4 separate regions of the Mus musculus genome follow, and all the other regions are linked to region 2. The links are chromatin loops, found by intact Hi-C in ENCODE. Cell type or tissue: left cerebral cortex. All regions are shown on one strand. Region 1 overlaps Utp25 (UTP25 small subunit processome component). Region 2 overlaps Syt14 (synaptotagmin XIV). Region 3 overlaps Utp25 (UTP25 small subunit processome component). Region 4 overlaps Utp25 (UTP25 small subunit processome component).

Evidence for each region. Hi-C counts contacts between places; a loop is a spot of excess contacts. Peaks named below come from ENCODE experiments on the same cell type or tissue, not always from the same donor. Only the 100,000 strongest peaks of a DNase experiment are listed, where the experiment ranks them.
Region 1: a loop joins it to region 2, with 2.9 times the contacts of the local background. A loop is called at or near these places in 5 of 42 quality-filtered maps.
Region 3: it touches region 2 in a loop (4-fold over the local background); 16 of 42 quality-filtered maps call a loop at or near these places.
Region 4: it touches region 2 in a loop (4-fold over the local background); 16 of 42 quality-filtered maps call a loop at or near these places.

The regions. Positions count from the first base shown.
Region 1 is chr1:193,097,412-193,105,411 of GRCm38, reverse strand. It overlaps Utp25 (UTP25 small subunit processome component), which reads left to right. Exons shown (of 12, transcript NM_145415.2): 12 at 1-1,009. Gm39747 (a long non-coding RNA gene) reads right to left here. Exons shown (of 3, transcript XR_865901.3): 3 at 5,023-6,335. Among named protein-coding and RNA genes, the nearest start is that of Gm31406, 5.8 kb to the right of the region's middle. In left cerebral cortex, no CTCF peak of the experiment used is centred here; DNase peaks (open chromatin) are centred at 2,251, 2,533, 3,153 and 3,484; H3K27ac peaks cover 2,373 bases.
Region 2 is chr1:192,997,697-193,005,696 of GRCm38, reverse strand. The region is part of intron 2 of Syt14 (synaptotagmin XIV); the gene reads left to right. Among named protein-coding and RNA genes, the nearest start is that of Syt14, 34 kb to the left of the region's middle. In left cerebral cortex, a CTCF peak has its summit at 4,613 (motif pointing left); DNase peaks (open chromatin) are centred at 901, 1,527 and 4,610; H3K27ac peaks cover 311 bases.
Region 3 is chr1:193,106,735-193,114,734 of GRCm38, reverse strand. Utp25 (UTP25 small subunit processome component) reads left to right here. Exons shown (of 12, transcript NM_145415.2): 10 at 18-130; 11 at 733-978; 12 at 6,949-8,000. The coding sequence ends at 7,192. Among named protein-coding and RNA genes, the nearest start is that of Gm31406, 15 kb to the right of the region's middle. In left cerebral cortex, no CTCF peak of the experiment used is centred here; DNase peaks (open chromatin) are centred at 2,422 and 4,705.
Region 4 is chr1:193,118,327-193,126,326 of GRCm38, reverse strand. It overlaps Utp25 (UTP25 small subunit processome component), which reads left to right. Exons shown (of 12, transcript NM_145415.2): 4 at 2,519-2,689; 5 at 4,233-4,321; 6 at 5,607-6,017; 7 at 7,915-8,000. Among named protein-coding and RNA genes, the nearest start is that of Utp25, 7.9 kb to the left of the region's middle. In left cerebral cortex, a CTCF peak has its summit at 262 (motif pointing right); DNase peaks (open chromatin) are centred at 294, 3,305 and 3,700; H3K27ac peaks cover 836 bases.

The DNA of each region.
Region 1 (8,000 bases), 100 kb before region 2:
GGGCTCTAAAGCTTTTATTCCCTAATTGCACCCTTTGTGGGGGACAAGAAGATGCTGAGGGCAAGGGAGAGTCAGGGAAGTCTGGCTGCCTTTTGCTGGACCTTTCTGGAATCTCTTCAGACAGCCAGGTTTAGATTTGTTGAGCCTATGGTCTCCAGATGACAAAAGGCCTGGGGAAAGAAAGCAGGGGAAGTTCTCTACACCCGCCTGAAAAGCCATGATGTATAAAGTCTAGGTGGCTGTGAGGTCCCAGAGGCTTCCATAAAGAATGCTGTGGAAGCCATACTGTTCAGGGTGCATCCTCTATGATCTGAGGCCTTCAGCCTTCCTTCCCTTTCCCCCACCCTCTGACCCATTTCCTTGATGCCTTTGGTGTGTGTTTAGTGTAAGTGGCCCTGTACCTCTGACCACAGTGTTCTTATTCCTGTGGGGCTTGGGATCATGTAAGAGGACAGAGTTCAGCCTCAGAAGCAGGTGCTCAACTATCCTTGTACTCTGGAGTCAGGACCAGGCTCTGAATGCCAGCATTGTTCTACAGAGATCTGAACCTGGGCTGGTGGGCAGCTCAACCTGGCCGTCCCTTCACTACTGGAGAGAACATCCTGCTAGCCTGCTCTCCCTGAGGCCAACAGGTCAGGGGTGGCCTGACCAAGCCATCGTGATTGTCAGTCTTGGACCTCTGCATTGGGCTGTGGCCATTTGGGCACCATAGCCTCGGCTGGCATGTGGCGGGAAGGCAGGCTGCTCATTTCCAGTGAGCCTCTTTTTCTCCCAGGCAATTATTCTGACTTCCTTCAAGACTTTCTGAAGAGTTATGTGTTACTCAGTCTTTTTAAAGTGGAACCCATGCTCACTCAAAACCAAAACTAACTAACTAAATAAATAAGCCAGGCATGGTGCCTGGGGGCAGGAGGATCCTGACTAGAAAGCGATTGGTCTGCATAGTGAGATCTTGTCTCAAAAGCAACATAAATAAAGCCAACCAAAAAAAATAGTGCAAAACAAAACTGAAACACCTGGGGTGTGTGTGTGTGTGTGTGTGTGTGTGTGCGCGCGCGCGTGCATTCATGTGTGCTCATGCACATGTTGAGACAGGGTCTCATGGTCTAAACTGGTCTTCACAACTCTTAAGGATGACCTTGAACTCACAATCTCCCATCCCTCCCTCCCACTTAGTTTTCGGCAGTGGAAGAGAGAGAAATGTCAGTGTAAGTGGGAGGGATAGAAGCAATTGGGAGTTGGATGATGATAAAATTTTAGGACTGGAAAGAAAGCTCAGTGGTTGAGAACACGTCCCAGCACCCACATTGACCTAATCTGATGCCCTCGTCTGGCTTCTGGAAGCACGTGCACTCAAGGCATACATTCACACAAAATAAACCTTAAAAATCTTACACGCACATAGCTAATTCTAAGCCAGCCAAGGCCACTTAGCAAGACCCTGTCTCAAAAAAAACCTCAGAGGTGTGTGGGTGAGTGGAGTTTAAATAAGCGATGGAAGCACATCAAAGTGAGAAACTAGAACTCTGATCCAGAGGAGTCCTGGATTCTAAGCATCTGTCAAGGCCCTTTGGAGAGACAGTCTCTGAGGCCATGCCACAGTCCTCCCATCTCTTCAGCACTGCTTCTCAGGCTCTCTTGGTGTCCACCTGAGTTGGACACATAAGCAGGTCCTGCCTACTGCTGCACTGTCTTCCCTCAAGAGCTCCCCAAATAGACCAGAGAGAAAGCTGACATCACCCAAATAGCCACTGGGTGTTCTGGCTTGCCATGTCCAGACCTTGCATGAGCATCCTCTGTGCATATCGGTGGAAACTGACAGGTGTCCTGCCACCTTTTGGGAAAACTTCACAAGCAAAACGGGTCATTCTTCCATGTCATTTTGTGTGTATGCTTGAGACAGCAATGAAGGCTGATAGGAGGAAACACCTATGTTTACTGGTCAGTGGTGTTTGGTTTACAAACAAAAGAAGGCAAGAAAGAGTCTTTAACAAGAGACTAAGTTTCTGGCGGGCATTTTTCATGTGAAGGCCATCAGAGATGTAGGAAGTCGCCTGGTCTTGTCCTAGAAAGCCATCAGCACCTGCACCAAGCTAATTCTGGCTCTTTAGTAAGAGGCTGTTCATGGGTCTGAACGTAGGTCCCAGAAGGTGGCTACCTACACCCTGGAAATGGAGGGTTTTGTTTCCATGACAACCTCCAGCCACAGCAGGTGAGGGGGTGGTTATCACACCTGTGCATCATTCTCCCAGTCCCAGTTTGGTTCCTTGTTAGGACACCTGAGGTGAAGACTAAATCTGGTTGCCTGACTTGACTCCAGGGGTCAGGAAAGCAGGAACCCAACAGTCTCATCTGTATGTCGATAGGGACTCTGACTCACAGAAACACCAAGTAGTTCCCAGCTCTTTTGGTAGTAGAATCCAGCTGCACTACCTTCGAAATCTGTCTTAACTGCATCAAAGCAAAGCAGCATGTGTGCTGAGATGTGGTCATGCGCCTTTTATGTGGTAGATGTGCATTTCCAAAACAACTGGTTCTTCCTCTTGCCAAGAAAGTCGGACTCAGAGGATGCTGCCTTGTGGGCTGGGTGAAGTTGAGGATTCACTGAGCTTTGGGGACTTTGTCCAGACCTTGGCACAGCAGGAGAGTGGTGGCAGTGATCACCCAGGCGATGAGTCATCAGAGACCAGTGACCACAGACCAGGTCAGATATGTCTCCTAGAGTCCCCACAGATCTGAAAGAGGACTCCAATTAGAGCTGACATATTTTCAGCCAGCCAGGAGAAAGAGGTGCATGCAGAACCAGCCGGCTGTAAAGGCAGGAGACATTGAATGGTCCTTCGCCTCCAACAGGGATGGTGGTACATTGGTTTTCTGGGGCTGCCATAACAAAGAATGCAGGCTGGGCAGATTCTACAGCAGGAATATTCTCTTGCAATCTTAGAACATCTGGGCTTTCCTCTGAGGATGATTTTGGCTCATAGATGACCATGTTCATCCTTCCACAGTTGTCCCTCTATGTGTATGTGTCCCTGAGCTTTCTGTATGAAAATACAGGTCTATGGTAATGCCTCATTTTACCTCAGTTGCCTTTTCCAAGACTGCCTAAAGACAGCAATTCTAAACAGTTGCATTGGGGGTTAGGATTCCACTGTAGAACAAGCGGGGAACACGTGGTGCAGCCCACAGCAGGCAGACAGGCATTCCCAGACTAATCCAAATGCAAATCTGAAAAAGCTGCTGAGAAAGGAAACCACACTTCAGGAGAAATGACCCCTGGAGCCGCAGATGTTGCTAGAACAGGAAGTGGAGAGTTTGCCCCCCACCCGTGGGCTTTAGGTATTTTCTCTACCTGCTCTGCAGAGCTGAGGTCCTACAGCAGTTTATCCCATTGTCCATCCCTCCTCTGCTAACCCCCCCCCCCCATTCTAAGCAGATGGGGGAAAGATCTGTAGTTCTTTCTCCAGCCTCTCTGGATGGAAGCACAAGGCATCTCTGCAGAAGCCTGCAAGCATTTTGCTCCAGGAAAATGACTCAAGCTTTATCAGAAACAGTTTCATTTGTTTGATTCAGAATTTATGTAGCTCAGACTGGCCTTAAACTCACAGCAACCCTCCTGCCTCAGCCTTCCAAGTGCTGGGATTATGTGTGTGAGCCACCACACCTAGCTAGAGTCAAAAAGTTCCTTATTAGACCATACAGTGCTCGAACCGGGCCCTGTAGTGGGATTGACTGGAGGGGACAAAACAAAAGAAACTAAGTTGATGGCCATGATTGTCATAACTGTTCTGTGCCCTGCCTCCAAGATTGACTCCTGTGTCTTCAGGCTTCACTCAGGTGGGGTCTCCACAGACAGAGGTTGCGAGTTGTAAGTGCTTCTGCCAGGCTGCTGTGGGCAGTAGCTTCTTTGTCCTGGAAAGCAACCCTGTGTGCCACTCTGTCTGGACTCCCTCCCCTTTGCTCACAGGACCCTACACCATCCCTGGTTGGCTCCAATAGCTTGCCCACATCTTTATGAATCGACCTTCATTAATCTCCATAATAGCTCATTTTAGTGTATCAGCTGTTTTCTCTCAGGGCCCTGAATTTCCCTGTGTTCTGGGCTTAGTTACAGTATTAATATGCATCTCTTGTCTTTAGAAAAGCAGATTCAATGAAATACATCCCCATACCATAGAGTTCTAACTCACCTATTTAAAGGTTTAACCAGGCTGGTAATGTAGCTCAGTGGTAGAGTGCCCTCTTAACACACACAAGGTCCTGGGTTTAACCCGTAGCACTGTTAAGTCTGTCAGTTATTAAGCACAATGGGTGTCTTAGGATTTTACTGCTGTGAACAGATACCATGACCAAGACAACTTTTACAAGGACAACATTTAATTGGGGCTGGCTTACAGGTTCAGAAGCTCAGTCCATTATCATCAAGGCAAGAGCATGGCGATGTCCTGGCAGGCATGATGTAGGAAGAGCTGAGAGCTCTACATTTAAAAAAAAAAAACTTTTAAAAAAGATTTATTTGTTTGTTTGTTTGTTTATTATATTTGAGTACACTGTAGCTGTCTTCAGACACTCCAGAAGAGGGCATCAGATCTCATTATGGTGAGCCAGCATGTGGTTGCTGGGATTTGAACTCAGGACCTTCAGAAGAGCAGTCAGTGCTCTTAACTGCTGAACCATCTCTCCAGCCCCAAGTTCTACATTTTGTTCTGAAGGCAAACAAGAAGACTGGCTTCCAAGGAGCTAGGATGAGGGTCTTATAGCCCACACCCACAATAACAGGCTTCCTCCAACAGGGCCACACCTACTGCAACAAGACCACACCTCCTAATAGTGCCACTCCCTGGGCAAAACATATTCAAACCATTACAGTGGTATATGTCTGTGCCTAGTACTCAGGAGAGGCTAAAGCAGGAGAACCACTATAAACTTAAGGCCATCCTGGGCTATGTAGAGAATGCCAGGCTAGCCAGAACTACATAGCAAGAACCTGTCCAAAATAAATAAACAAACAAGGAAAAAACTCCATATAGCCAGTGGGTTTTGTTGTTGTTGTTCGTGGTGGTGGTGGTGTTGGGTTTTGTTTGTTTGGTTTTAGCAACATTAACACAGTCAGTGTTACTTGTTTGTCACTACAGAAAGCATCCTCAGGGTTGATAAAATGACTCAGAAGATAAATGCAAATCCCTAGATTCCATGATGGAAGCAGAACTGGCTGCCTAGGATTCTCCAATCTCCACACATACACAGTGGCATGTGTGCACCGCACATACACATAAGTACAGTGCGCACACACATAATAATAATAATTAATAATAATACAATGATTAATATAAATAAAGAACCCTTATCTCTAGCTACTTACCCCATCCTACAGATACCCTAAGCAGTCACTGGCCAGCTGGATTTCCCTATTCTGAGTGTGTAGGAATAGGACAATGTGACCTACTGTCTCTCTAACAGGCTTCTTTCATGTGGCATGATGAAGGATCTCCTGGGTTAGAGCTTGCATCCATGCCTCTGTCTTGGTGTCTTGTTGGAATTCCAGTTGATACACAACTGGAATTATTCATCTGTTGACCAGTTGGTGGCTATTGGCTTGTTCACCCTTTGGGTTGTTGTGAACAATGCTGCTATATGCTTTCAGGGGCAAATGTGTTCGTGTGTGTGTGCTTCCACTTCTATTGCATCTATGCCTGGGGTTACTACTGTGTCATTGCGTAGCTCTCATCTCAGCCAATAAGGGACTTGGCAGACCGTTTTCCCAGCCAGCTTGGCAACTCTCTTAAGATCACCTTTATCCACCAACCAACACTTGAGTTGTTGGTTCTCCACCATCTAAGGGGTGGAGTGGAGGGAGGGTGCAGCGCATCACTTCTCTGTTTTTATTTGCATTCCAGAAAGACAGGTGATTTTGTGTGCCCACAACTACCTTATGCTGTTGGAGCTGGCTAGCTTCCCTCACAGAGGAGAATGAGGTGGCATAGCCTGAGTTCCACAGTGCACAGGGAAAGACTAGTGTAAAGCCCAAGAGACACAGCACAAGGACCCCCCCAGTCCTGATTTGAAGCCAAGGTCATGAGGAGGGATTGAGCCAATGGAGTGGGGATGGATTCTGAGTTTCCATTCTACATACCCCACTTGTAGGATGCTTTATCAAGAGGGCCAGCATTAGTTCTCGAATGATGAACAGTCTTCTGAGGCAGCAATGCCAGATGCATGATGATCAGCCATGCTGAACAAGATTCTGACCGGAGGGAAAGTCAGTCTCCTTGGCAAGTGCTTTGGGTGGGAGCCGAGAGGGCTGGGGCTTGGTACAGCTGCCATCATTGTTGATCCTAGAATACAATTAGATTAACTCAGAGCTCAAGATGGCTTCATGGCCCACATGTAGCACAGCAGACAGCCATTAGAAAATATACATGGTGTAACCCCTCACAAAGACAGTAGATTGCTTAGAGATGACAGCTACAGACTTTCCTATAATGAACAGAGTGACCAGAGCAATGCTGGGACCAGAAGGGGCACCCAACAACTTGCAGGAGCAAAACAAATGTAGACCAGAAAAGATCTTTGTTTTGTTTTTCTAAGATTTTAAGTTATATTTATTTAGGTGTGTGTGTGTGTGTGTGTGTGTGTGTGTGTGTGTGTGTGTAAGGGAAATGAAACATGTGGAGGTCAGAGGACAGTTTGTAGAAGGGTTCTAGGAACCAACCTCATTTGTAGGGTTGGCAGCAAGTTCCTTTACCCACTGAAAAATCTCAGGGTTCCTTCTTTCTGTTTACTTATTTATGAGACAGGGTTTCTCTATATAGCTCTGACTGTCCTGGAGATCTCTATGTAGACCAGACTGGGCACTCAGAGATCCACTTGCTTCTGCCTCCCAAATTCTGAAATTAAAGATGTGGGCCACTACTCCTGGCTGCTGCTGCTGCTTCTTGCTTCTTTCTTCTTCCTTCTTTCTTCTTCCTTCTTTCTTCTTTCTTCTTTCTTCTTCTTCTTCTTCTTCTTCTTTCTTCTTCTTCTTCTTCTTCTTCTTCTTCTTCTTCTTCTTCTTCTTCTTCTTCTTCTTCCTCCTCCTCCTCCTCCTCTTCCTCGTCCTCCTCCTCCTCCTTCTTCTTTTCCTCCTCCTCCTTCTCCTTCTCCTTCTCCTCCTTCTCCTCCTTCTCCTCCTTCTCCTCCTTCTCCTTCTTCTCCTTCTTTCTTCTCCTTCTCCTCCTTCTCCTTCTTCTCCTTCTTTCTTCTCCTTCTCCTTCTTCTTCTCCTTCTCCTCCTCCTCCTCCTCCTCCTCATTCTCCTCCTCCCCCTTATTCTTAAACAAAGACTTAAGAAATAAAAAGCCAGACAAGCTCAATTCATTACAACACACAGAAAGTGGATGCTTATATAGCTGGAAACCCATAGTGGAAGAGGAAGTGCTATACATCTGTCAAAATAGGATCTTCTGATGGTGGTAGCCCACTCCCTTAATCCTAGCACTGAGGAGGTAGAGGTGGGCAGATCTCTGTGATCCATAGCCTGGTCTACAGACTGGGTTCCAGGACAGCTAGAGATACACAGAGAAACCCTGTCTTAAGAAAAAAAAAGAAAAGAAAAGGATTGCCATACAGATGCATAGGCAAAGGCTCGCCTAACTCATTGTCTAGTGTGCAGAAGGACAGGGAGAGATCAAAGGGGAAGACAGATGCAGAAAGTTAAAATGCAGACAGCATGCAACATGTATGGACCAGTAAGTGGCTGGATGAGGAACAGTGGCTTCCATAGGCTCATGTATTTGAGGACCTCATGAATTCACAGCTTTCTCTGAAGACATACTAGAGGCAGGCCCTGAGGTTTTTATAGCCCAGCCCACTTCTGTTCTCACTGTCTCTGCTTCCTGTGCATAGATGAAAATGTGTCCTGCCTCCATGCCTTCCCTCATGATAGAACTCCTATCTCTCTGGAACTTACTAAAATCCAGAATAGACTTTTTCTCTAAACTGCTTTTGGTTATGGTATTTTAC
Region 2 (8,000 bases):
CTAATCAGCAGGAAGTGGTCTAACAATAACACGGATCCCTTTCTGACCCCTGACTTTATTCAGGGGTCTCTTCCCTTTCCTCTCTACCCCTGTTTTCCCTCTTATCTAGTGTTAGGGGGTTAAAAGCATGGAAGAAAAGGGGTGGAGAAGGGTGGAAGACAGAAGATCTCACAGAATAGCAAAGACTGCTTATATCCTCCTTTCCTTTTTGGGGCTAAACAGTATGTAATAAAGAACATGTTTACTTTAAAAAATATTCAAAAGTAATAGTACTCATAGTAGTTTCAGCTGTGTTCGAAGCTGAGGTGAGAATTTTACTTAAGCATGGAAACTTGAGGCAGTCTCTTGTGGGTGGACATTTATAGAGCTAAGTCTTTTCAGTTAGGAGAATAATAGTGCCAGAGTGAGGGACAAAGATCAGGACTGCCTAATGATCACAGTGGCTTGGAGGGCTGGTGTTGGTATCTATGGCATAGAAAGTGGTAGTTACCGTGAAATGTGCTAAAATCCAAAGCAGCAAGAAGAGGATTTTGAATGTTTTCTTGGAAAGCAATGACATAGTTTCAAGAAAGTCAATATTGTAAGCTCCTGAGTTGAGTGTGTAAATATGCCACATTTTCACACTGTCTCTGTGAAGAAGCTTGACTTTCTGTCAAAATGCAAAGTCTAGAATTTAGTACAACATTTTACCTATTTATACTGTTTTTGAAATTTCCGAGCCTTAGGGCCAATATCTTTGTGTCAATGTGTCTTGATGACTTCTAAAAGGAAAAATAACAGATATGGAATGACTACCAGGTTTTTCTAACTGTTCTATTAAAATGTCAAAAGAATTTTTGTAAGATAGAGTCTCACTAGGTAGCCCTGGCAGACTTGGCACTCACTACATAGAGCAGGTTGATTTCTAACTCACAGAGCTCCACCTGCTTCTCAAGTGCCGGGAGTGTGTGCCACCATGCCCAGCTGTTGGAATGTATTTTAAGCCCTTTCTTTCCTTTTTTTTTTTTTTTTAAACCCTGGTTCAAGGAACTTTGATTAGGTTGTGAATTTATAGAGATGTGATGTTAGCAAAGAATAAGCTTTTGCTACTATTATTAAAATGACATTTTCATCTGCAGTTTCACAGAAAGTAGGAGCATGGATTCTCATTCTCAGTTCCTTGAACTTCTGTTGTGAGTCTAGAGAGAGAAAGAGTCTCCTGCAGTGACTGTTGTTTCTAATACCCATTGACTCTGCTGCAGGTTCTTCCAGCACTGACAGGCGAGGTGGGGTGCAGGCTAGGCAGTAGTCATAGGTAAAAGTACAATGGGAAGGGAAGGTGCTGGTGACTGCACAGCTCCCCAACCCCATTCTGCTCTCTCTGAAGTACTATTGTCAGAAAGGACCATTTTTTTCCTTCCCTTCTGTCCTTCTCTAAAGGTTGTGAGTTTTGTGTGTTTGACACTAGGCGTTCGGGGGAATGAAACTGTAGACCAGCTTTAGAACCTGGAAGCCTGCTTGAGCTTTTCCAACCCATCTGCATCATCCATCTGCTGTGCACTGCTTTGTAACATGCTTTGAAAAGGAGCAGGTCCACACTTTGTTGCTAGAACAAAATCTGCCTGGCCTACTCTGACAAACTGATCCTTCACCAGACAAACTCCTCCTCTGGCTGAGGTTCAGGGTCTGTCCCTGCCAGTGTATTGAACAAGATTGGATTTCTGAGTCCTTACAGAACTGATTCCATGTGTAGCCAACTGTTGTTATCTGTCTGTGAGGTATTTTGTGTGTTTTGGGTTTTGGAGGTCATACTCTGTGGGCCAGACTGGCCTCAGTTATGACCTTCATGTCTCTGCTTTCCCAGTATGGGGATTATAAGCATGCAGCACGATTCCTGGCTTTTATTGGAAAGAAATGATAAATTTTTGAGACAGTGATTAGTGTAAGCCTCCTGAGCCAGTAAGTGCAGTGTGTAAGTGTGCCGTAACTTTACAGTCTCTCTGTGCAGAAGCTTAGCTTCTGTCAGAATGAAAAATGAAGAGTTACAGAATAGCCTTTGCTCCCCATTTATACTGTAAATCTTCTGGGTCTTAGGGCTGATATCTTTCTGGCTGCCCATTTTCCCAGATGACCTTTGAAATAATCTTGCCAAGCATCTTCTTGTGCAGTTTATGTCCCCTTCCCTGGTTCTGAGAGGATCTTGGTAAAAGTAGTTGAATTTCTAAGTGTATTGCTTTTTCATTCAGAACATGTTAGTTTTTTTGTTTTCTGTGTGTGCTGATAGCACTCCACAGCTTTACACATTTTTGTTATTCCCATTATGTGTTATGTATTTCATTGCTATAATGAATGAAGATTTAAAATCCTATTATTTTTGCATGCATAAAGTTCATCTTGATATTTATTTTGAGTAATTTTTGTGCATGGAGTACAGTTCACTTTCTTGCCTATGGTTAGTGATGATTTCATTCACTGTTGAAAAAGGCTACCCCGACTACACTGAGATTCCTTTGAAAAACCAGTATATATGTGCTTCTTTGTGGGTTGTTTCTGACTGAAGAGAGGTGACTGACATTACAGACGGTGACACTGAACTTCATCCTGCTGCTTACAGTGCTGTACCATTGAAACCTAGAAATTGTTTACTTCTTGAAATTGTTGTTTGATGCTACAGGCTGCTAATCATAGTTACGTGAAACCATGGGAAATGAAATCTGAATATAGTCTGCTATAATTTTATTAGAATTGTCCTCCAAGAACTCCCATATTAAAGGCTTATTCCCCAGCCTATGGTTCTGTGGATTGAGCCTAGTGGGAAAAAGTTAGATCCTTGCAAACATGCCTGTAACGGAGATAGTGAGACTTTGACCCCTACCTGAGTCTGTTTTTTGATCCGTAGCTGCCATAGGTGAGCATGGCTCCTCTGCTATGTATTCTGGCCAGCTGTGTTTGCCACTGCAGGCTTGTAGCAGTATGCTCAGGCAACCATGACCATGGACTGAGACTTTTGAAACTATGAGCCGGAGTAGACCTGTCTTTCTTTTAGTTGATTATTTCAGATAATTTGCCACATCGATGAGATGTTTACTAACACAACCTAACTTTCTGAGGCAATCTGCTTTCAGACACTAATCAGAAGAGCGAGAGATTGCTTAAGACTCTGAATCATTGCTGTAGTCACTGTTTCTTGTGTGCTAGATTTGGTTAGTAGCTCTTTTCCTCTACTTAAGCAATTGTTTTCCCAGCCGGTTCCTGTTTCTTTATATAGTATGTGCTAAGAAGCACTGTACTATATATTATCTGTTACTCAGTGCACACATCTAGATAGCTTTGTGTTTCCTTTTTAAACTTATTTTTATTTATGCCCATTTGTCTGTGTGAATATATAAAGTATGTGTATATACATGGTATCTAGAAGATGGTGTTGGGTCCAGTGGAGTTAGAGTTACAGGCAGTGTACGCTGCATAATTAGAATGGATGCGGTGAACTGAGCGCGGGTCCTTGCTTTTAACTACCGAGCTGAATCTCCACCCCCTTGTAATTGTTGTTGTTGGTGGTTTGGTTATTCTTTTTGGTTTGCTTTTTTTGAGACAGGGCTTCATGTGTCTCAGGCTGGTCTTGAACTCACTATGCATGATCCTGAACTTCTGGTCCTCTTGCCTCATCTCCTTACTTCTGGGATTACAGGCATGAGTCACCATTTCCAATTAATATCAGGCTGGAACTCAGGATAAGCACATTACCAACTGAGCTATAGCCTCAGCCTGTTTTTGAGACTAAGTGGTTTAGGCTGGCTAGACTAGATTAGTGTGGTTATCCTGCATCAGCCTCCTAAGAGCTGGGCTTATTGGCAACACCCAATGATGTGCAGAACTTTTTTTCTGGCCATTCTCAGATATATGTGCTTCAGCCTCCTTTGAGTGTCATACTCTCTTATCTCTTCAGCTCAGAAAAGTCAATGTGCTTCCAGGTCACTCCACTCTGTGCACTACAGTACTGTCTTCTCTCCAGACAAGACGCTTTTGGAATTGCAGCATACTGTTATCTCCGTTGAGTGATCATTGCCCTCATTTCCTCTGTTCAGTGTCCTAGGTGGTGCTGTTTCATGTATTTCCTCTGATGTTACAGCATTATTGGGTACCGGGATGCATCTGATCTTTGAGACTCTTAATTGGACCTAGAGAAAGGAATGACCAGAATGGGGTCTTCTGGAGCAGAGCTTTTAGAATAGAGACTGGAAAATACCCAGAAAATGAGAGTCCTACATTAGAGAAGACAATTGGATGAAATTTAGGTAAGGAGAAAGGACAGAGAAACCAGAGAATTAAAAATTAGAAGTTCTTGTAGGTTTATTAGTAATGAATGTGTTCACACAGGAAGCTTTGCCCCAGGTTTACCTTAGGAAAGCCATCTGCTGGACATGTGACATTACCTTTAGTCTGCATAAGTTTTAACATTCTAAAAATTATAATAGAAACATAGTTGCTTGTATTATCTTTAAAACAAATTCACAATGATGAAAGATGTATAATATATTTACTTAAAGGTTAAACATACTATATCTTTTACTCTATTCTAAGCATGTGGGGATATTAGTAGAGTCCCATTGACTAGAAGATGCATGGTGCCATCTAATGGCTAAGGTGAAGACTGTTCAGTGTTCTGCATATTGCTTTGCAAAATCTGTTGTTCTGAATGTCTGAAGTGCAGTTTTTATTAAACATGGAGGTTTGCTTATGTTTCACTTTAATTTACAGTGTTTTTTTCATATTCATCAATATAAGTGTCTTGTCACACTTAAAACCATGTATATGCTTACTTGGAAGCATATTAGATATAAATTCTGCTTATAAAACAGTTTTAATAAATGAGTCAGGTTTTCTGCACCTGCTTTGTTTTAAGTTTTTATTCCCCATCCCAACTCCTATAAGTAGTCATAACTAAGTTGTACCTATAGACTCTCATTTCTTTCTTTTTTAAAATATTTTTATTAGGTATTTTCCTCATTTACATCCCCAATGCTATCCCAAAAGTCACCCATACCCTTCCCCCCACTCCCCTACCCACCCATTCCCACTTTTTGGCCCTGGCGTTCCCCTGTACTGGGGCATATAAAGTTTGCAAGTCCAATGGGCCTCTCTTTCCAGTGATGGCCGACTAGGCCATCTTTTGATACATATGCAGCTAGAGTCAAGAGCTCCAGGGTACTGGTTAGTTCATAATGTTGTTCCACCTATAGGGTTGCAGTTCCCTTTAGCTCCTTGGATACTTTCTCTAGCTCCTCCATTGGGGGCCCTGTGATCCATCCAATAGCTGACTGTGAGCATCCACTTCTGTGTTTGCTAGGCCCCGGTATAGTCTCACATGAGACAGCTATATCTGGGTCCTTTCAGCAAAATCTTGCTAGTGTATGCAATGGTGTCAGCGTTTGGAAGCTGATTATGGGATGGATCCCTGGTTATGGCAATCACTAGATGGTCCATTTTTTCTTCACAGCTCCAAACTTTGTCTCTGTAACTCCTTCCATGGGTGTTTTGTTCCCAATTCTAAGAAGATGGCAAAGTGTCCACACTTTGGTCTTCGTTCTTCTTGAGTTTCATGCGTTTAGCAAATTGTATCTTATATCTTGGGTATCCTAAGTTTCTGGGCTAATATCCACTTATCAGTGAGTACATATTGTGTGAGTTCCTTTGTGATTGGGTTACCTCACTCAGGATGATGCCCTCCAGGTCCATCCATTTACCTAGGAATTTCATGAATTCATTGTTTTTAATAGCTGAGTAATACTCCATTGTGTAAATGTACCACATTTTCTGTATCCATTCCTCTGTTGAGGGGCATCTGGGTTCTTTCCAGCTTCGGGCTATTATAAATAAGGCTGCTATGAACATAGTGGAGCATGTGTCCTTCTTACCGGTTGGGACATCTTCTGGATATATGCCCAGGAGAGGTATTGCGGGATCCTCTGGTAGTACTATGTCCAATTTTCTGAGGAACCGCCAGACTGATTTCCAGAGTGGTTGTACAAGCTTGCAATCCCACCAACAATGGAGGAGTGTTCCTCTTTCTCCACATCTTTGCCAGCATCTGATGTCACCTGAATTTTTGATCTTAGCCATTCTGACTGGTGTGAGGTGGAATCTCAGGGCTGTTTTGATTTGCATTTCTCTGATGATTAAGGATGCTGAACATTTTTTCAAGTGCTTCTCAGCCATTTGGTATTCCTCAGGTGAGAATTCTTTGTTTAGCTCTGAGCCCCATTTTTTAATGGGGTTATTTGATTTTCTGGAGTCCACCTTCTTGAGTTCTTTATATATATTGGATATTAGTCTCCAGGGGCTTTCTTGTCTTTGCTGTACTAGCACTAGAATTACAGACTCTCCTTTCGGTGTAGGTTCTGGGAAATTAAATTCAGATCTTCATTCTTGTATAAGAATACCAATTGAGCTATGTCCACAGCCCTATAACTTTTTTAAAAAACATGAAACAAAGTTATCTCTAAAGTATGACTAACATTTGTTAAGTACTCTGTTATTCTACTCTAAGGCAGGTATCAGGAAAGGAACCCCTACCCCAAGTAAGTTTATAGGCCCTGTCACCATTGAGCTACCTTTTAGGGTAGCAGCAGTATAAATTGCTATTTTGTTCCAGTGTGTGAAGAAAGCTTAGACTGAGTGCTATAAGAGCACATAGTGAAGGGTTTGTTTCCAAACTTAAAACCCCAGGAAGCTATCTGGAGAAGTTCACTCCTGAATAGTCTTGAAAGGTAAAGATTGTCATGGTCAAGGTCAAGGTCAGAGAAGAAAGAGGGCTCATGAGAACCTGAGTTTGCATCACCAACACAAGTGCAAAAGCTAGGTGTGATTCAGGCAGGTAACTCTGGCACTGAGGGGACATTCTGGGGGCTCTGTGAACAGCTAGTCTAGATGAATGGCAAGCTTTAGGTTCAGTGTAAGAGTCTGTCTCAAAAAGTAAGACAGAGAGCAATAGATGAAGACCTCATGTATATAGAGCAAGTGTATTTACATGTGTGTGTGTGTGTGTGTGTGTGTGTCTGTGTGTCTGTGTGTCTGTGTGTATGTGCAAGCATACAGAACAGGAAGGTAGAGAAGAGCGGGTCAGTGAAGTGCATACTAAGACCTGGAAGAGTGAATTTTAATACTGCTTGTCTACCAAACTTGTCATCCCATTGATCACCCCAGGTTGATTCAACTGATCTGACTGGTTGGGCAGGTGTGTCTTTCTTCCCTCTCCACTTTATGCATGTTCCTTCTGAAGCTGTGTGTTTGGTTGAGAAGACAGCATTGCCTGGTAGAGTTGGACCATTTTTCTATCATTAATACATGAGTAGCTGCACTCCCCTCCTAGAACCTACTAAAAACTCCCAAGAAAAAGAGTTGAGACAAAAAGGGTTTAGCTTTTGCTAGAAGGTATGACTCTTGTATGTAAAGATGTGTGCATCCTGGACAGAAATGAAAGCCTTTTCTAATTAGTGATGCATTTTAGGAACACTGATAACCTTGTTTTAATCGTAAAAGGTTTTGATATTAAACTTTCCACAGAATTCTCACCATACTGTAGTCTTCTATCTATCTTTCTGTTAGCTCAATTCTAAAAAGTGTAGGGAGACAGTGTGGCCAACTGCCATACTCACTTGTTGAAGCCGAATCTCCAGTAAAACTATTTTTATTTGTGGATGCAACATGGCAGCATATGTAGCAAACTGTAGTGGCTTCACTATCTCTGTAGAACACAGATGTCATTATAACAGAGTTCTAGGGTAAGGACAGTGCAAAGCTGCATTAGGGTTATAACTAGCAGTTCTATTCACAGGTGCTCAGAAGAAACACCACAGTCTTAACAATAAGGCAGACTGTCTGACTGTAATTATTCTTGCCAAATGTTTCCTCCCCCTGGCATCTCAGCACTTTTGTTGTTTGTTTAGAAGGTCTGTGTAGCCCAGTGTGGCTGTGAACTTGCTTGTGGTCAAGGATGGCCTCTAGTTCATTCTTCCTCCATC
Region 3 (8,000 bases), 110 kb before region 2:
TTCTTACCTCCTGGCAGGTGGCTGTGAGGAATGTCCCCATGACGGGCTCCATCAGTCATGTGTTGGTGCAGCTCCCTCACGTCTTCCAGAGAATGGAAGCACAAGACCTATCTTCAGTGATCGATGCCAGGTAACGCTACCCACACCCACAGAGCCTCATCTAGAGATCTGGTTTGGGATGCGTATTTAACACTGGACTCTGAGTGATTACTGATTATCAATTTAGGTCCCCAAACTGAACTCAGCCAGGCCCTTGACAGAGAAGGAATCAAGCCAGGTAGAAACTGGGGCTTGGTCTTCATATTACAGCTAGAAGCAAGGTTGGGACACGGCAAAATCACACCATTGCTGCTGTGGCCTATGGAATAATCCATACCATTTGACCTAATTATAAGCCCTTCAGAGAAGAGCAGATTGTCTGGTTCCCCACATGTGCCTTCTGTGGGCATATGTCTTAGACAGGCAAGGCTTATTTGCCGCTGAGTGAATGAGGGGCTGGTGTGAACTACATTAGTTCTCTGGCATACATGGAACCTGATCTGCCTTTACACTTAACTGTTAGGACTTCATTTCCTACGTGTTTATCAGTTTTATCCTCAGAGGGTCTTTGAAAAGAAGCTGTCTTTGGCCTCAAGGCATCTCTTGGGCTATGCCTTGCTGACCCACACTGTTGGTGCCCTACTGTGAGTTCAGCTGTAGATGTTAACCTTGTCCTTGGCCTTTCCTAATCAGGTTTCACTTTTTCATAAACAAGATTTTGCCTCAGTACCGGGATGCTGTCATGTCTCACACACTCATCTATGTCCCCTCCTACTTTGACTTTGTGCGTCTCCGAAATTACTTCAAGAAAGAAGAGCTGAACTTCACACACATCTGCGAGTATACGCAGAAGTCTGGGATCTCCAGGGCTCGACACTTCTTTCTGCAAGGAGAGAAGCAGTTTCTGCTCCTCACAGAACGCTTCCATTTCTACAAAAGGTAAGACAGTCTAGGCTCCACCCACTGAAGGACCTGGGCAGGCTCTGTGGGGCTGTACATGCGTCCCTTGCTTCTGCTCTGTGGAAAGCCACAGGGGTTGTATTGTGGGTTAGTGGGTGGGTGGTTCGTTGGTTGGGCATTGCTGGGAAGGTTAGAAACCAAAGCTTGAGCCCTGTGTGGTCTGGAATGCAGCTGTGGTCCCAACACCTCACAGAAGCCAGTGAACGATTGAAGAGCAGAACAGGATCAGCACAGGAGAGCTTGGGGAGGTGGAGGCTGAGTATTGGCTGCATCCCTGAGGAAGCATATCCAGGTGGCTGTCTTCCCCTGGAAAGTTCTGTCTTACCCCTTGATAACAGTAGTGGAAAAATCTCAAGGGACTCGGGGTTGAATACATTTTAGTTTTTCAATGGGTGCTTAGATTTACTGCTAGGTCATTAACAGAACATCTTGTTTACTTTTTGCTATTGCTTTTTAAATCCTAATTTGCTTGTTAGTTAATAATAGCTTCCTGAACCTGCTAGATGGCGATGGCCTGAGCTCAGTTCCCAAGACCCACATGGTAGAAGGAGAGAACTAACTCCAGTTTTCCAGATAGTTGAACTTTATGTGCCCCAAGTCCCTATCAGATGTCCTGCAGCCAGATGCAAACCTCTCTAATGATGTACTACAGATAAAGAAATTGAGTCCAAATCCCTCTTTCCAGTTTCTTATGGTGGGATTTTGACTTTCCTGTTTTTATTTGGTTGTTTTTATTTCATTTTGTTGAGACACGGACTTATTTAATCCAAGAAAATCTCAAACTATTTATTTAGCCAAGGCTGGCCTTAAACTGATCCTCCTGCTTCTGCCTCCTGGTTGCTGAGATTACAGACACACACCTCCACATTTGGCTGATATTTCTGCCTTATTAAATTGCCATAATATATACCAACAAAGATCAGCCAGGCACACAAAGCCCTCCAAGCTCTGAGGGACATTGAGCCATGCACCATGACCATGTGGCCCTTTTCGTTTATGCTGGTATCAGAGTGGTGTTTCCCAAATGTGTGTGTTTTCCTGGATGATGAGGGAGGAATCCTAGCAGCCTGCCTGGGCTCAGCAGATTAGGCATGGCAACCTTTAAAATATTTTAGTGTTACACAAAGATGTAGCATTACGTGTAATAAATTGCTGAAAAATAATTAGGTTTGTTTCTGGCTTCATTCTTGGCAACCAGGGCTGCTTGTCCAGGGAGCTCATGCTTGCCTGCTGCTGCTTCATTGTATCAGACAGTTGTTTCCATTTACAGTGGAGTTTCACTTACTGAAGGTCTTGGCTTTCTATCATTCTAGCAAATGGAAGCACGCTGTCTGCATGGCTGGAGATTTTGTGATTGTAGCCATTTCAAGTTTTTAAACTGAGCCAGGCACTGCTTTCAAGTGTCACAGCAGCTTTTCAAGGAGAGGGCATGTGTGAAAGGAGCCTTCTGGAGTCGGAACAGTCCCTGTGCAGCACTGTGCACATTCCGGCCAAGTCTGAAGCACGGTGTAAAGGCAAGTCTCAGCCCGTGCCGCAGGCTTGCCAGGCTCACCGGTGTTTCTCAGGGTAAAGATGGGCTACAGCACAGCAGTGCACACGTCTCTGCCGTGCTTAGTGACCTCAGGGTTTCTGAGTGTCAAAACATTACCAAGGAGGGGATGGAGAGGTGGTTCAGTGGTTAAGAGCACTGGCCGCTCCTCCAGAGGTCCTGAGTTCAATTTCTAGCACCCACCTGGCAGCTCACAGCCCAGTGCCTTCTGCTAGTCTACATGCATACATGCAGACAATGAACTTGAGCATATAAAACTCACCTTTAATCACAGGACTCAGGGAGGCAGAGGCAGTCGAATCTCTGAGTTTGAAGCTAGCCTGGTCTACAGAGTGGGTTGCAGAACAGCCAGGGCTATACAGAGAAACCTTGTCCCTAAACAAAACAAAACAAACAGGCAAGTTACCAAGGACATGATGAACATTTTGGTCTGTAATTTCTTTGGATCCAGTTTTGTATTTAACCAGAAAAGTGGAAACACCAAAAGGCATATGCTAGAGATGGAACCCAGAGCCTGGCATGTGCTGGGCAGGCTCTTCCACTGATCTCAGCCTGGCATTAGAGAGTGTGTATGTGTTATTAGACAGGGTCTTAGGGTTCTGTGACTCCATGTCTAGATTCTTCATGTCTCAGACATGTCTTCAGACAGAGCTGAAAAAGACAGAAAAGCAAAAGTAATGATAGATTTGTTACAAGTGCTGGTGAAGGAAGAGAATTCCAGAGTGGAGCAGGCAGCAGCAAGGTCCAAGTGGAGAGGGTCTGCACCCCAGGGATGGAATGCAGTGAGCCCTTCGAGGACACATAAAGGCCTTCACTTTATTTGTGCCCAACACACTCTAAAACTGGCCTTTTCTCCTTACTAGTGTGTGTTACAGGATTGAGGTGCCTTAGGTTGCTGGGCTGGCTCTGTTTGTTACAGTAGTGTCCAACAGGATGGTGGGCAGGCTTGAGAATGAAAGCAGAAGAATAAAGGCGTCTTAGAGCTGGCTGCATGTTTGCTCATGACTTCTCTTCCAGGATGCCTCATTGTACTCTTGCTGCCTGCCCATTGCTGCAGTGGTGCAGATTCTAAGCTTTGGACAGGTTGTAAACTCGACGTAGGCTGCTGAGCATTCAGCATGGCTGCTGGGGTGGGGCTGGTCCTTCCTGCATTTGTGTGAGTCCAGATTCTAGAAGTGATGGACACTAGGTAGGTCTGGTAGTGCTCTCATTGTAAAAGAGTTTCTGATGAGTTAGTATATATTCTATATAGTATTTGCAGTGTATAACCGTTTGATTGTTTAGTTATGAAAGAGACCTCATTTCCTTTTGGTGAGCATATAGTTTTCTTTGTTTTTCAGTTTTTGTAGTTATGGGGTACCCTTCATATCTGTGGGTTCTGTATTCTCAGATTTAACCAACCATATATTGAAAGAGGATGCGTATCAGTACTGAAATGCAGACTTTTGTCTTGTCATTGTTCCCTAAACAATACAGTTTTTAAAAACTTTATTTCATGTGCATGAGTGTGCATATGTGTATCCCTGCTGCCACTAGAGAGCCTCAGAATCCCTAAAATGAGAGTCGTGGACAGTTGTGAATGCCATTTGAGTGCTGGGAACCAAACTTGGGTCCTCTGGAAGAGCAGTGAGTGCTCTTAGCCATAATTTAATAACTCTTCATGTAGCACTGACACTGTGTTAAGCAAGTATCAGGTTCTATATAAATGCTGCCTATGACAGAACTGAGCATCTGTGGTCTTAGGCACATTAGAGGGATGCTGAAACCAGTTTGTCCTGTGTGCACAGTTCTGTAAGCACATCCATATGCATGTATTCTGATGATATACCAACCTACTTGTTGCTTTACAGTGGATTTTGAAAGGAAAACTTATCATAAAGGCTGCCTATAGCTAAAAGTATATACATACTTTAACCTTGCCCTTTTGCATCTTTTCCATAGCCCCCACCCCTCCAATCAAGGGCTGGTATGCAGGAGGCTTTGAGTAACTCAGACACACACACACACAGTGACAGGGTCATTTTCTTGCTTTTCTGTGTTCCTTGTGGTTTCAGTTGCGCACACTCTGAGGCGACTGGTCCATATGGTCATATGCACCTGGTCTGATCACCAGTAGTGTGGGTGACTGTTTCAGTCTTGTCTGGATTTGCTAGTTGCCATAGCGACCTTCCACCTACCACAGGATTCAAACAAATTCCTGTAGCAGTTAGAAGGCTTAGCTTGGTGTCTGAGGTGCTGATGTATTTTCTGGGTGCACTGGTCTCTCAGGACAGAGTATGTAGGTTCAATGTGAATATTGCATCATTTCTGAGCACCAGCAGTCACGCTAAAGTGGGACTTGGTAGGTTTTTGGTGGTGGCGGTAATTTTTTGTGGGGTTGTTTGGTTTAGTATTTAAGGCAGGAGCCCATGTAGCACAGGCTGGCTTCAAGCTCTCTCTGTAACTGAGAATGTTCTTCTGATCCTCCGACTTCATCTCCCATGTGCTGACATCACAGGCGAGCATCACCATACATGGCTGGCTGTTCGTCTTACTCTCCTGTTAGGGCACTGTCCTTCGGGTCACTATAGATTCTTCAGTGTTGGAACGGGGGCTGGAAAAGATGGTTCATTGGGTATAAGAGCATGGGATTTGATTCCCAGCACCCACATGATGGCCACACCCACCTGTAATTTCAGTTCTAGCTGATCCAGCCTCCTCTTCTGACTTCTATAGGCTCCACACACACACACACACACACACAGTACATATATGTACACTCTCTCACACATATACACACATATTTTTTAAAGCAAATTATATCATGGCAGGTCTCCAGAGAGACCAGGATGAGTTGTGAGATAAAGGAAAGATGTCATCTGTAAATGAGGTAAAGTTCCCATTGTAAGTGTACCACCGTAGAATGTGTACCAGACATTCTAACAGGAAGTTCAGAGCCTTGTCAGCAAGTCTGTTGCTGGGTCCCAGAGGGACCTTTGACCTTGCCTCCAGCTGTTCAGTGAGTATCTGCACTCTGCACCTGAATCCCACAATGCTGAAGGGAATGGGGTGGGAATTTGTGAGCTGCTGAAACTAACTGCTCTGTCCTGATGCTGAATGGAGCCTCAGGCAGGATTTTATAAGGTAATGAGAAAGGACCAGCAGGTGCTCTTGGCATGGGTGCTGTTTATTTTATGTCCTGGCTCTGACCTCATCTCTGTTGATGACCTCATGCCTGATGATGAAGGGAACATTAAATTGTTCAGTGCATCATTTTTTTCTGGCAGAATTTTTTTTTTTAATCTTTATTTGGCACACACACACAGGTGTCAATCAGAAGCCGACTTTATGCATCAGTTCTCTTGGTTTGTAGACTCCAGGGATTGAACTCAGGATGGAGCTCGGGCTACCAGGCTCAGTGGACAGTCCCTCCCCCGAGGAGCTATCGATCCTCCTCTGAGCTTTTGTAGTTCTGGTCTGCTGCCTTCCCTTTCCTTCAGCCCATGCAGAATGCCAGGTGGTTACATACAGCTGTAACTCCCACCATTCTGGCAGGCTAAGGTGGATTATTGTGAGTCCTTGTTACCCTTGGTTTCATAATGAGTTTAAGGCCAGCTATGTACTAAGACCTTGTCTCTAAAGAAATATAGGACTGGTGAGATAGCCCAACCAGTAAAGGCATCTGCGTCTCCTGTGGTGAAAACAAGACAACTAACTGACTCCCATGGTGTGTAGGCCTGCATGTACACATACACACACACACACACACACACAGAGAGAGAGAGAGAGAGAGAGAGAGAGAGGGAGAGAGAGAGAAATATTTGTTTTAAAAGAATCAGATGTTGTAGCTCACAAGAGAGCGAGAGAGAGAGAGAGAGAGAGAGAAATATTTGTTTTTAAAGAATCAGATGTTGTAGCTCACCTGGTTGAGGCCAGCCTGGTTTACACTACAAATTCCAGGCCAACCAGGGCTCTGTCATGAGATTCTGCCCCCCCCCCCCAAAAAAAAAGAAATAATGATGATAAAGTAAATATCAAGTTTAAAAATTGGGTTGGGCATCATGCTGGTATCAATCTTTAATACCAGCACTCAAGAGGAGGTAGAGGCAGATGGTTTCCTGTGAGTTTTGAGGCCAGCCTAATCTATTATCAAGTTCCAGGTCAGCATATTCTTCCAAAAAAAATTTTAAATAAATACAAATTTCTGTTATCATTATGGTAAACTCAGCATCAGTAATTCAGTTTCGTTGTCACAAGAATAAACCGTCTAATTCTGGGGTAACTTTCTGTCCGTGGTTTGTGCTCGTACCCTCACCCAGACATGTAGAGCCAAGTGTCTGTGAAGCCGCTGACATGTCGAGCCCTGTGCCTGTACATGTACAGCTCCTGCTGCTGCTTCATGCCCCCTTCCTCTCTCACAGGTACACAATAAAAGGCATCAGGAACCTGATATTCTATGAACTGCCAACGTACCCTCACTTCTACAGTGAGGTCTGTAACATGCTGAGAGCCACCAGCAGAGGAGAGGAGGCCACGTGGACGTGCACCGTGCTGTATTCCAAGTATGATGCCCAGAGGCTGGCGGCTGTGGTTGGTGTGGAGCGGGCGGCACAGATGCTGCAGTCTCCAAAGAATGTCCACCTCTTCGTCACCGGAGAAAAATGAGTGTGGAGGGGAACGGACTACATTGTTGGACCTCATAGACCTGATCTGTTCACTGCCCCAGGAACGGGCTCCAGGCAGTCTGCAGTCCTGTGTCACTGGAAAGTGCAGTGTGCAGTGCAGAGTGACCAGTGTGGGTCACCACAGCTGTCAGGGCCAAGAGCAGTCAGAGGCCTGCTACTCTCAGAAACTGACGCTTGTGCTTGCCACACTTTGTAAGCTATGACTTCTCCATTAAGATTTTACTTTTTTAATTTAATTTTTATTTTATGCGTATTGGTGCTTTGCCTGCGTTTATGTCTGTGTGAGAGTTTTGGATCCCCTAAAACGAGTTGCAAGCAGGTGTGAGTTATCATGTAAGTGCTGGGAATTGCGCCCAGGTACTCTGAAAGAGTAGTGTGCTAACCTATTGAGTCATCCATCGCACCAGCCCCTTGGCTTCAATTTTTACTTGGGGAAGATTCTCTGACTTGCCTGTCTATTTTTCTTAAAGCATTTGCTGTTATTGCCCATGGGCCTGGCTGAGAGCAGGAGGTGTCCCGGGCTATGTCCCAGTCTTGGCACTTTACTTTTCTAGCCAAACTTCCAAAAAAAAAAAAAAATGTACTCCAACCTAGAAGAGTACGTTTATTCACTATCATTTTAGATTCTTCCTAGTGTTTTAGTAGCTAAGACATACATTTACCAGTCATGTATAAAGCAGCATTTATTTCTACAGTTCAAGTAACACCATTTGGGACCCAAGGTTGATTCTGTCCTCAGCACCAAGTTGGTTTTTGAATTGTGTAACAGGTGAAAATGAAAAGAAAAA
Region 4 (8,000 bases), 120 kb before region 2:
CAGGCTTTCTTTTCTTTCCTTTCTTTCCTTTCTTCCTTTCTTCCTTTCTTCCTTTCTTCCTTTCTTCCTTCCTTTCTTTCTTTCTTTCTTTCTTTCTTTCTTTCTCTTTCTCTCTTTCTCTCTTTTCTCTCTTTTCTCTCTTTTCTCTCTTTCTCCCTTTTTTGATTCTAGCTAGGGCCTTGAGCATGATAGGCAAATAAATTTTTTTTAAAGATTTATTTTATATATATGAGTACACTGTAGCTGTCTTCAATTATACCAGAAGAGGGCATCAGTTGGTTATGAACCACCATGCTGGGAATTGAACTCGGCCTCTGGAAGAGCAGTCACAACCGCTGAGTCATCTCTTCAGCCCAGCAAATACTTTTTTTTGTTGTTTGCTGTTTTAAATCTTAACCTGCCCACCACCCCCCCACTCCCCACCTCACCCCCACCCCCCACCCCCCCAAAAAAAGAGCGGGGCATGGTGGCGCATGCCTTTAATCCCAGCACTCAGGAGTCAGAGGCAGGTGGATTTCTGAGTTAGAGGCCAGCCTGGTCTACAAAGTGAGTTCCAGGTCAGCCAGGGCTATACAGAGAAACCCTGTCTTGAAAAACCAAACCAAACCAAAATAAAACAAAACAAAAAAAATCTTAGACCAGCCATGTAGTGGTTTTCCTAGTTAGCTTTACTGGGCTAAAAATCCTTTGCCTTGCTGGGCACAGTGGCACACTTTTAATTTCAGCACATGGAAGGCAGAGGCAGAAGGATGTCTGTGAATTCAAGGCCAGCCTGGTCTCCATAGTAAGTTTTAGAACATTCAGAGTTACATAGTAAGACTCTGTCTTGAAAAACAAAAACAAATAAGCAAAAACTTACGTTGCTATAATTTTTAAATGTTTGGAGGTTCTTAGTGCTGGTTTTCTTTGCATTTAAATTTTTAGAGGAAAATGGTTTTGTTTATTGCATGTTTTAATTATAAACATTTGTCTTATTTACCTCAGAAATGTGAGAAGGGTCATTAGGATATAGCACAGTGGTTGAAATGTGTGCCTAGGATAAACACAGCCCCGAGTTTATCCCCAGCGCTACATAAAACCAGCTGTGGTGGTATGTGCCTCTAATTCTATCACTTGGTGAAGGTAGAAGCAGGAGGACCTAGTCTTGCAGTACTGGACATTGGACTTAGTGCCTCCTACCTATGCTTTGCTACTGAGTTCTGTCCTTAGACTGGACCTTTTTCTCTGTAACGTAACTCTGGATTCACATTAGTTTCTTGGATGTATAACACACACTATTGAATAATCCTTTGACAGACATTTCAGTTGTTCCATGTTATTTCTTATCATAATTCAGGCTGCTCTCAACATCTTTCATTTATATCTTGGTGTAGTATTTTAGAGTAAGTTCTAGAACTGGGTATTTTAGAATTCTCCACGGTAACTTCTAATTATGATAGAAATCTATTTTAAGGAATTGGCTCATGTGATTACCCAGTGGGCTGCAGTCTTCAAGTCTAAAGGTGATCAGGCAGGAGCCCCCAGAGGAGCCACTATTATAGCTAGAGCTCACAGGTAGTTGCTGGAAGTCTTCCCCTTAGGCTAGAACTGCCTCCTGTGTGTTTACAACAAGCCTCCTACAATGGGAGGAGCCACCCCATGAGGAAGGCCAGGAGATAGCTCAGTGGGTAGTGTCTGCCTAGCATGCACAGCCCTGAGTTCCCTCCGCAGCTCCTAGCATACAGGAGCTAGAGATGGGAGATCAGAAGTTCAAGGTCATCCTGAGCTAATAGTGAGTCAGCTAAGACACTAAGCCAGAGAAGACCCTGACTCAAAAGATCAAATAGTCACTTGACTTCCTGCCTGGAATCCACCATTTGGAGCTTTTTTTTTTTTTTTTTCTTTTTTTGGTTTTTCGAGACAGGGTTTCTCTGTATTGCCCTGGCTGTCCTGGGACTCAGAAATCCACCTGCCTCTGCCTCCCAAGTGCTGGGATTAAAGGCGTGTGCCACCACGCCCGGCTGGAGCATAAATTTAATCTACTAATATCCCGAGTAAAGTTGAATCATGCTCTAGGCCTGAAGCCCAGCTTAGTTACTGAGTTTACTTCATCACTCAGGTCTGCAATCAGACTCAATTCTGAACAGTCACATCACTGCATTACCTAAGCACTGTTAAGAATAATGGCGTATACCTTTAATCCCAGGACTCAGGAGGCAGAGGTAGGCTGATCTCCTTAAGTTTGAGGCCAGCTTGATCTACAAAGGGAATTCTAGGACAGCCAGGGCTACGCAGAGAAACTGCCTCAATGAATGAATGAATGAATGAATGAATGAATGAATGAAAGCAGTGAGCACCAGTGTTTGGTTTTGTCAACATTTAATTATGTGTAAATTACTTTATTTTTGTAACAGTTTCACTCTGTAGGCTTAGCTGTTTGGAAATTGCTATGTTAACCAGGATGGTCTGAAACTCCCCTCCTCTTTCCCCAGCTCTACCATACCCCATAAATTTCACAAAATGATTTTCATTGTTTCAGATATGTCTCTAGCTGACAACTCAAAAGAAAAAGATGGTGAAGAGCCACCTGGTGTATCACAGAAATCCTCAGAGGAGTTCACAGATGTGAAACACGAGTCACTGTTCAGCCTGGAAACTAATTTTCTAGAAGAGGATAGCGGGGGCAGTTGTTCCCAGAGGCCATCCCAAGGTGAGAGTGGCTCCTGCTGCCCCAACCCTCTAGTGCGATAGGGCTGTGCACTGATTGTGTTAGGCTCGACTGACAGCGCAGTAGAAACAGCTGGTGGTGGTCACATAGGGGGCTGGAGGAGGCGCTTCTCACGTGTTTGTGCTTTTCAATAGTTAGTGTGGAGAGGAGGCTGCAGGGTGAAGTGGGGAGGCAGTCCCAGGCCTCAAGTCTCTAGACTTGGAGTCTGAGCAAGGCTTTGCCCTCCTAACAGGGAGAAGAGAAGGGAGAGAGTGTTCTTCCCCCCTCTGCCAGCCTTCTTCATTGGAGCAGTACCTTTTCAAGTTTGTGAGGCCCAGGGGTGGCCAGTCTGAGTGTTCTTATTACTAAGAGGAGCCCCAAAGCCACCCCCCCCCCCACCCTCCATGGTCACCATGCCTGTGATCAAATGGCAGCCAGCTGGACATGAGTTTCTGTAATATCAGTTTGTGCCGGTGGGAAGGCCAAGCGGGTGTCAGTCTTTTCTGCCTCTCCCAGTTTTCTGCAGCTGCACTTTAGCGTGGGTGAAGCCGAGTCCTTATGTGGCCTAGTTAGATCTGCTGGCTTTTAGTGGGAGGAGAAGTAGAGGTAGAATTTGTGGAATCTTAGCAGAAACCACATCCTAACTGTGAACCGTGACAGTGTGGGAGCCTGGACAAAAGCAGGAAGCCAGCTGGCTTTTCTGAAGCCTCTGCACGTGGGCTGTGCAGATGGGTTGGCCTAGGTGTCCCCGATGGTGTTGCTTTTGTAGTCTTGGGCATTTTCTGCAGGTTCATGTCATTTGGATCCTTGAGCAAGTTACCTACTTCACTTTGCTGCTACTCAGTGAGAGAGCACAGAGGGGGGCCCGGGGATCACCCGAGTGCAGCAGACTACATGGGCATCACAGAGCTGAGGGTCATGTGCATGCAAGGGGTAGCATTTGTGTCATCTCTAGTTCAGGTGAATACTGAGAATTATTAGTGTGTCTTGCTGTGCAGAGTGCATGGAGCCTGCGCTCGGGAATCTTGCCATCTACCAGATAAGACAGGAACACGTGCTGGCTTGTTTGGATGTACGACACGTGGTAGGGGCTAAAAGAGCTGTGACTGTCCACAGAGAACCGGCTCTAGCCTTTCCCTGTGGAGCGCTTTCTGTGAAGGAATAGCACTGCACAGCTGAATGTGAAGAGAGGACTTTTGGTGCCAAGGAAAGTCTCATAAGCAGAATTTAGGGCCATGCTCAGAAGTCACTGAAGAGGTGGGTTTAGGTGCAGTGGTCAGAGCCTGAACTTTGGGCTGAGATGTCATGTGATGAGTGTGTGCTTCCAGTGCTCAGCTCCTCACATGAGGGTGAGATGCTGGAGGATGGGGACCAGTGCTGGACTGAAGGGTGGGGAGTCAACACTGGGAAGATCAGCAGGTCAGTCTCCACAGAGACCAGAGATGGACTTGTCACTTTCCAGGTGACTAGAGATGAGCCTGCCACTCTGAGGAGACTAGAAAGCCCCACCATTGCTCACTGTGCTGATCACTGTGTTCTGAATTAGATCCGTTTCAACAACATGTCAACAAAGAACTGAAAGAGAAGGAAATTCAAGCTGCTGCTTCCAGCCCTCCAGCTACCCAGCAACTGAAAGTACGTACTACTGCTCGGTTCCCGGGCATAGGAGAGAGCCCCACAGAAATGGCTGTCTTTGGCTTACTGTACTGGCACATTGTTAATTGTTCACAGTGAGTTTCACTTTGACAGACATTGAGCTTGTGTCAGTCCTTTTGCCCCAGACTCCCAGGTATTAGGATCTGGGTGTTCATTTGAAGTAATTGCAGATATATGTTTGGGTGTAAGAAGTCAGTCAGAGGGGCTGGTGAGATGGCTCGGTGGGTTAGAGCACCCGACTGCTCTTCCGAAGGTCCAGAGTTCAAATCAGAGATGTCCCTTGTACCTTATGCCAGTTTTGCCCTTGGTACCAAGTAGCAGATTACAGCACAGTATCGAGACTAGAGAATGGACAAAGATGCCATTTGTTGCTGCATGCTAGGCTAAGTACTCTGTCCCCATGGCATTGCATCTAGACTCATATATTCTGTACAGGGTTGTCTTCTTATACAGTCCCGTTCCTACCAGCACAGTCAGGTTGTGGGACTCTACAGCACTGTGTGGCCCCACTAGCAGGGCCTCACTAGGTAGTCCTGGCTGGCCTCAAAATCACAAGAGATCTGCCTGCCTCTTCCTCCCACACTGACATTAAAGGTGTGTGGCACCATCCCTGGCTCTGTCGTTCCTTTTCACCATCCCCACTTTCACACTCCTCATTCCTAGCCCCATAACTCCTGAGCTCCTTTCTGTTTCTGGGAGCTTGTCAGTTCACTGCTGAGTAAGTGGAGTCACCAGGGTGGGACCTCTGAGGTGAGCTGCTTCATTGAGCCTAGTTCTCTGGAGAGTCGCCAGGCTGCTCAGCTTCTGTGCCTCATTTCCTTTACTGCCAAAGTTACTCTAATTCTAGATTGGCAATTTTTTTACAATGAAAATTTTCTAAACATTCACTTCACAAAGTAGTATCCCTTGAGTCCTGCTGGGTACGTCTCTGAGAGAGAAAGCAGTGGGGAGAGAGGAAGGGAGAAGATGGATCAATTCCAAGACAGACATACCCTTGTGACGGATCACGTTGCTGACGTTATTTGAACAATTCTAAAGTAATTTTGACTCTCCTGAGACGTGTTCCTTGGAACAGTGAGGGAAACACTAGAGACAGCTCTCAGGTATGAAGTCAGGCTCCAAGCTGCCCACTGCTTGTGTAACTGTTGTCTGGACCCTCTTGCCTGTGTGAGAGAAGGGGATGATCTGTGAGTCATCAGTTACTCTGAATGTCGTGTGTTGTTACTCATGTCTTACTTAGCTCTCTTGATCTGTTTGCCCATAGTGGCCAGTCCTGGGACATCTTGTCTTTTCATCAAAGTTCCAGAAGACGGAAACATTTAAACCTCCAAAGGATATTGACCTAAAGTTACTTCATCTTCAGAAGCCTCTAGAATCCACCTGGGCAAAAACCAATAGCCAATTTCTATCTGGACCTCAAAAATCAAATAGCTCCTTTACCCCGCTCCAGAAAGAGCTGTTCTTAATTATGAATTCTTACCGGGACCTGTTCTACCCTGAGAGGACTGCCCTGAAGAATGGAGAAGAAGTCCGCCATGTATACTGCCTGCATGCCATAAACCATGTCCTCAAAGCCAATGCTCAGGTGCTGGCTAACAACAGTAGGCGCCGGAGCCAGAAACTTGGGGTGGGTGAAGATGATGACTTCAGGGACCAAGGGCTCACCAGGCCTAAGGTGAGTGGCAGCAGGAGAGCTTTGCTGTCGAGAAGGCCATGAGGCACTGCTGAGTCGTGAGTGTGTTGACAGCCGACTAGTTAGTGAATCCTCGGTGAGCAGTTGAGTGAGCCAGGCAGTGCAGGGCAGTGAAAGGGGCTTCAGATGCTCTCAGGGCTGAACCCCAAGCACACATAAGCACCTCAATGCTGATGATCTCTTCCTGGTGACTTGGCTCACTAGAACCCAGTGAAGTTTTCTATCCGGTCCCTATATCTATATGCAGTAACTTCTATGAACTCAGATTCCTAGAAGGCCCTGCTAAAGTGAACAGAGAAAAGAGTAGCAGAGGGGGGCTAGAATCAGGCTTTCCACCAAGTCACATATACAGAAACCTTCAAACCAGAGATCTCTGTTTTGTTGTAAGCTTCCTGCTGCTTAAAGTAAAGGTTGTATTTACTTGTGCGTTCTAGTGTGACCTCTGGCACATTTGAAGTTCTAGTAGGAAAGGAGATGGATTTAATTCTGTGCACATTTTTCATGATGCTGAGGACCAGGCCTTGTTCTCACACTTGCCTCACCTGTCTCTGCAGAAGGTCATGTTTTCAGACTTCTGTTGAATTCAACAGGATTCAGGGGTGGCTGTGAATATTAATGTGGCTCTTACACTTTGATAGCTGGGGTGACAAAGTGTGGACACTTACTTAGTGTCACCACCAGGACAGCCATCCAGCCTCTTAAATTGGGGTCTGGCATCCAGGGCAGTTACTTACTTCTTTGACCAGCTGATTGCATTTCTAGTCGGCTACCTCAAATGCGTGTGTATAACATTTGAGACTGTCTATCTCTGTGTGTACTCTAGATGAGAGTCAGGTTTATGATTGGAATCTAATGGTTGGGCTAGGGTCACGCCAGTGAGTCTGTTATTTGCACAAGAATAATGGGTAGTTAGAAATTAGCTCTTTATTAGCCATCTTCTGATTTTCTGTTCAGCAGAAACTTTATACATGTATTTTTCGATTTATAATTCTATTGTATGAGTGTTTTGCCAGCATGTATGTATATGCACCACAGGCATGCCTTGTACCTATGGGAGTCAGATCCCACGGGACTGGAGGTAGGATGACTGTGAATGATGGGAGCCAAATTCTGGTCCTTTCCAGAAGCAATAAGTGCTCTAAAACCCTGACTCATCTTTTATGAACCATCTTTAAGCATTTTAATGAGGCTTGAGAAATTGAGTCCTGATTTTCCAGTTCAGAAATTTGTCATCACTGGATTAAAAAACTATTCTAGAGAATATACTTAAAATAATAATAATAATAATAATAATAATGGTTAATCCTTTTCTGTATTTTTTTCTTACTGCCTTTTTTTTTATTGGTGTGACAAAACATCATGACTAAGGCAACATATAAAAGAAAGCATTTAATTGGACTTACTATCTCAGAGGAGCAGAGTCTGAGGGTAAAAGAGAGATGGTGGCAGGCAGGAACACTGAAAGCTCACGTCTTGAACCACAAGTAAGCCTGAAAGGCACAAGCAGCATGTCGGAAGTCTTCTGAGCCCACCCTCCGTCAGACACAAGTCTGTACCTCCTAACCCTTCCCAAACAGCTCCCAGCTGGGGACCACGCGTTCAAATGTATACGCCTATAGGAGCGAGTCTCCTTCAAACCACTACACTGTGTATTTGTCAAAGACCTTAATATATTTCTGTCCTTGAGCTTCCACGGCTACTATGGGCATTCCTTATACTGAAAGATATTTCCAGATTTTGCTTGAGAAATGTCTCCCATAGAGCCCTGGGGCTAAAAGTTTATAGGATGGGTTGGTGTGAATTCAGGAACTTGGCTGTTGATACTGAGCCAGGTATTTTGTCCAGATACTTACCTCTGTCCTGCCATTGCCTCCCACAGGTACTTATAGTGGTGCCCTTCCGGGAAGCTGCCCTTCGGGTGGTCCAGCTCTTCATCAGCCTCCTTGAAGGGGACAGCAAGAAGAA